Linked DNA regions of Homo sapiens: region 1 is linked to region 2. A link is a contact called in ENCODE POLR2A ChIA-PET data. All regions are on one chromosome and are shown on one strand. The core of a region is the stretch at or near the end of the contact, and the rest is flanking DNA. Distances in the headings are between cores, read along the strand shown. Region 1 overlaps JMY (junction mediating and regulatory protein, p53 cofactor). Region 2 overlaps LOC124901011 (a long non-coding RNA gene).

Region 1 (2,700 bases), core at 5-2,504, 120 kb before region 2:
ATTACCCCAACACCATCAATCTGGCCAATTTCTATTCAGATGTTAAAAGCCAGTACAAGTGTCATCTCTTCAGAGAAGCCTTTCCTCACTCCCTGCTCTTGCTGTTTTTGGCCGGCAGAACACTCATCTGTTCACCTGGTTTGCCTTCTCTAAAAGACTAGGAGGAGCAGGGACTATGCCTTGCTCATCTTTGTATCCTAAGTCTAACAATGTGCCTAGCATACTGGTGAATTAAAATGAAATCAGACTTTCAATTAAGTCTGAATTGCATAGCATTTTCAAAAACTTGCAGGTTTGCAAATTCCGAGTCTCAAAAGTACTGCACTATACACCTAAAAGTAATATATAAAATACTCCTAATATTCCTCAAAAATGTGCTCTTCTGAAATCTTATTTACTTTTCATTCTCCCCTAAAACTGTTCTATAAGACCTGCTGAAATCACTGCAATGTTTTTTTTTTTTTTTTTTTGAGACGGAGTTTCACTCTTGTTGTCCAGGCTGGAGTGCAATGGTGCCATCTTGGCTCACTGCAACCTCCACCTTCTGGGTTCAAGCGATTCTCCTGCCTCAGCCTCCCGAGTAGCTGGGATTACAGGCGCGTGCCACCATGCCTGGCTAATTTTTTGTATTTTTAGTAGAGACAGGGTTTCACCATGTTGGCTGGTCTCGAACTCCTGACCTCAGGTGATCCACCCACCTCAGCCTCCCAAAGTGCTGGGATTACAGGCATGAGCCACCGCGCCCAGCCTGCAATGTTTACCTGGTTGGTGCAGATTGGAACGTGAAATGAAGCTCACAACCAGGGCTGACACAGCAGTGGGTTTCAATTACCACTGTCACGGGGAAATAGCAAAGGCACATAATTATGTGAAAGCCAGGGCTCTGGATGGCAAGGTAACTGTTCTGTTGATGGACAACGTGATAGAAGGTCCTGGGTTCTTGACTTACTGTGGATACATGCCTGTCTGAGTTTCTTTAATGTGCAAGAGCTATCTATTTCAAAAAGCAAAGGTATTGATTTTCTGTGGAATGAGGAAGTGGTAGCCTTGGAATGTGGTGAAGAGCAGGAAGGTGGGTTCTCAGAGAACATGACATACTTTTATAATACTTGAGCTTAAAGCGAATCAGTACCACACAGTCATCAGTTTGGTCTAGGTTGGAGAGCTAGTTCCAGATTCCAACTCTACACTTACAGTGACTAGAAACAGCTCCACGATAGTTAACATCTGGACTAGAGTGCAAAACATTTTTTAAGACACAGGAAGAATCACATTTCCACAAAATGAGTCATTCCAAATATCAAGAATCAAACATTCTAAAATGTAATCAAAGTTAAATAAAGAAATAACAATCTATAAAATTCTTTAAGGTCAGAATCAGGGCTTGTAAAAAACATCGCTGGGCCTCCTTAAATAAAAAGGGAGCCAGGAATCACATTATCAGGGATCCTGTAGTCAAGGCCTTTAGCAGAGTCACCATTAGTGTTTCTAGAGGTAAAGAGAACATCACTATTGGCTGTTCCAATGTGTTTAAGAGGGCAATTCTCAGAGCACTATAAACGCATTGAGCACTGATAAGAGATAGTGCTTACTTAGTTTTAAAACATAAGCAAGTTTTAAAGACAAAACAGATGAGATTAGTAGATACGGATAAAAGACTAAATAATGAACAAAAGCAATATTTAAATACCTTTTTATTTCTGAGGTAGGATTTCTTGGCAGAAACCCGTCCACGTCTTGCTTCCAGCTGGCGTGCTTTCTGCTGAAGTTTCTGCAGCTCTTCTCTCTGTAAGTACGCAGATGCTGCCATCTCTTCCTTCTCCAGCATGGCCTCCATGCTTTCGTAAGTGTCATAGTATACCACTTCATCTCTTTTTTCTGTTACAGAACAGCAAAAAAGAGTAGTGGTAAAGAATATGGGCTAGGGTTTGGAAAGAACAAGGTTCTAATCTCATTACTGGCTCTGCAACCTCAGGCAAAGCCATTATCTCTTAAGCTTCTTTGTAAGTGGTGATTATTATTTAATACACCTCATAGAGTGAATGTATGCAAAGTGTTTAGCAGTATCTGGCAAACAGTAAGTGCTCAATAAATGCTAGAAATCACCCCCCCACACTCTATCCCTACAGAAAACAATTTTTTAAATGTCTTAACAAAAGAAACATACCTAGTCCATAAGTATTTTCTCATGTATTCAATCTTTGGTGAACTTATGTGGTTAAATGCACGCCATACCTGATATAAGTCTTTTGATGCTTTCTAGTTGCGCTGTCAATAGTAACTCTTCACACTTCAAGATTTCAAACTGTACTTCATACAACTGAAGTTGCAGATCATAATAATCAGCTTCTAACTGATCCAATCGTGCTATCGCTTCTGTACCACCCCGCAAACTCTGCATCTGCATTGAAAATACAAATTAAAAAATTTCTAGCTGGTGGGGACAAGAAAATTGAGTTAGTATTAAAAATTAATACTAATCAGATAGCATAAACCTATTAAGTAATTCCTCTCAGAAAGAAACTTGTAGGCATGGAATCTAGACTTTAAAAATATATATATATATATGTATAAAACAGTAATAATCAAGTCATATTATATGGTGGAAGTAGGCAAACATGGTAAAAATAAGGTTTTAATGTTTATGTTATACTTATGCATATTTATGGTAATAATATATGTATCATCTGGATATAAATG
Region 2 (2,700 bases), core at 130-2,629:
GGCCTTTTCCTATATTAATGTATATTAATTGCATATTAATGTATCATTTTTACCTTTGACACCACCAGGCTAGAGAAGACTGCACTGTAATGGTTACACAAGAGATGCGTTCAATGGCTTCAAGGAAGATAACTTGAACATGGCTTTTGACCTAAGACTTGTGGCCCACAGCTTAGAAAACAATGTTCTAGAGTGTATAGTGTATATACTTTTTTTTTTTTTTTGAGATGGAGTCTCACTCTGTTGCCCAGGCTGGAGTGCAGTGCCACAATCTTGGCTGACTGCAACCTTCGCCTCCCAGGTTCAAGTGAGTCACCTGCCTCAGCCTCCTGGGTAGCTGGGATTACAGCTGGGTAGCTGGGATTACACCACACCTGGCTAATTTTTGCATTTTTAGTAGAGACAGGATTTCACCATGTTGGCCAGGTTGGTCTTCAACTCCTGACTTCAGGTGATCTGCCCACCTCGGCCTCCCAAAGTGCCGGGATTATAGACGTGAGCCACCACGCCCTGCCTACAGTGTATATACTTTTTTAAAAAATCTTTTCTTTGTGACAGGGTCTCTGTCACCAGGCTGGAGTACAGTGGTATGATCTCAGCCGTGAACACTGCAGCCTCTGCCTCCAGGGTTCAAGTTATTCCTGTGCCTCAGCTTCCCAAGTAGCTGGGATTACAGGTGTGCACCACCATGCCAGGCTAATTTTTGTATTTTTAGTAGAGATGGGGTTTTGCTTTGTTGGCCAGGGTGGTCTTGAACTCTATACCTCGGGTGATCTTTTCACTGACTGTAATGCACCCAAATGGTGGCTCAGCCTTAATCCAATGAGGTGGTTAGGTTAGCAGTTTTTGAACTGGTAGTGCTGGCTTTAAATTCTTGTTTTACTACCTGTTCTTCAAAGTGGTATGAGATTAATGAACCATTTTACATCTTGATGTGAAAGAAAATCATATGTATGAGCTATTATTGTTCTGTTTATAATCCAGAATGATCTGATGAGGTAGCATGTTTAGACACCTAAATGATAATGGAGAGTTTGTGTTGTTTTTAATTCATTTGATTGATTTGTTGAGTTTTTAATTAATTTGAGTTTTTATTTTTTTATTATTATTTATTATTTTATTATTATTTTTAACCCAATGGTTCTTTCAGATATATAATTTGAGTTTTTAATTGAACAGTGAGTTTTTAATTCACATGGAACAAGAATTACTCATCTTCTCTTTGTTGGCAAACTCCATCTTATCCATTTAATGCTGATCTCTTTTTTTTTTTTTTTTTTTTAGATTTATTTTTATCTCCATCTGGAAACTTGTCTGACTGGTCTTTGCTTCTGAAGACATCAGGTTATTAAAAAGTCTTGGCGTTCCTTCCTTGATGACTGCCCAAATGACTAACTAAGTTTGAGGCAAATTCTTTTTCTTTATTTTTTCACTATTTTAGTTCACTGCACAGATGTATGAGGCAAATTCTTGTTACATAACTTTGTCATATAATTCCAGAGAATCAACAGACATCAGTCATTAAAGTGTTTTTTTTTTTTTCATTACAAAGGACCACCATATTTATTAAAATTTATTAAATAGAATAAAGCAAGACTTTATTCTAGACTTTTAGTTTGTCTTCTTTGGTCTTCATGATTAGACTTTCTTTAGAAGATTGAAAGCAATTTTTCCTCTGTTGCTGAGACCTTTTCCATCTGGCAAATGCTGCCTTTTCAATGGAGCTGAAAAATGGCTTGATTTATTTTTGTTTGTTGTTTCTGCGTTTATTTACCAACGTAATTAATATTATCAAAACTGTTCTTGGAACACAGCTTAATCCCTCAGCTTTTGTTTTTGATGCTAGGATGATTAGCTCTAGAAGAAAAAAATTATACGCCAGGCATAATAGCAGCGGTAGCATTTCTTAACCTTCCTCCTGCCCACGTTTGTTTACTCACACATCCATCTGTAATGTCTCAGAATTAATCACTGTTCCTTTAGTCTAAAGATAATTGAGAGGCCTCTTTTCTGAGTCTTTACAATTGAATCTCTTCTGATAAATGGACCATAGGAACCATTCACTGACACAAATTCCCTTTTCTGAGAAAAGGAAGTTACTGTTTTTTTTGTTGTTGGTTGGTTGGTTGTTTTTGAGACAGAGTCTTACTCTGTTGCCCCAGGCTGGAATGCAGTGACACAGTCTCAGTTCCCTGCAACCTCCACCTCCTGGGTTCAAGCAGTTCTCCTGCTTCAGCCTCCTGAGTAGCTGGGACTACAGGCATGTGCCACCACACCTGACTAATTTTTGTATTTTTAGTAGAGACAGGATTTCACCATGTTGGCCAGGCTGGTCTCGAACTCCTGACCTCAGGTAATCCATCTGCCCCGGCCTCCCAAAGTGCTGGGATTACAGGCGTGAGCCACCGTGCCCGGCCAGAAGTCACTGTTTTTAACACAGCACTCCTTAGCCCCTCTCAGCCAGAATATTTTATTGTCATATCCCCATTTAAAAATGTTGGGTTATTTAATAAAAATGAATTTCAGCAATGCTGTTTTCATTCCATATGTCTTCCCTTCCCTTTATTTTTTAGAGACAGGGTCTCACTGTGTTGCCCAGGCTGGGTTTGAACTCCTGAGCTCAAGGGACCCTTCTGAATAGCTGGAATTACAGATGTGAGCCACTGTACTTGGCTCTCTTCCCTTTTCTTTTTAATTCCA

The links. ChIA-PET counts read pairs that join two places held with the same protein, here RNA polymerase II (POLR2A).
Region 1: POLR2A ChIA-PET joins it to region 2 with 12 read pairs in activated T-cell. The contact joins two enhancer-like sites. POLR2A ChIA-PET finds 5 or more read pairs at or near these places in 3 of 52 experiments (RWPE1, activated CD8-positive, alpha-beta memory T cell and activated T-cell).

Annotation. Positions count from the first base shown.
Region 1 is chr5:79,299,854-79,302,553 of GRCh38, reverse strand. It overlaps JMY (junction mediating and regulatory protein, p53 cofactor), which reads right to left. Exons shown (of 11, transcript NM_152405.5): 5 at 2,236-2,401; 6 at 1,691-1,878. Among named protein-coding and RNA genes, the nearest start is that of JMY, 65 kb to the right of the region's middle. Within about 2 kb of position 1,254, at least 3 of the 41 ENCODE cell types and tissues checked have a DNase peak (open chromatin) inside an H3K27ac peak, as active enhancers do.
Region 2 is chr5:79,182,455-79,185,154 of GRCh38, reverse strand. It overlaps LOC124901011 (a long non-coding RNA gene), which reads left to right. Exons shown (of 2, transcript XR_007058836.1): 2 at 1,285-1,608. Among named protein-coding and RNA genes, the nearest start is that of JMY, 52 kb to the left of the region's middle. Within about 2 kb of position 1,379, at least 2 of the 41 ENCODE cell types and tissues checked have a DNase peak (open chromatin) inside an H3K27ac peak, as active enhancers do.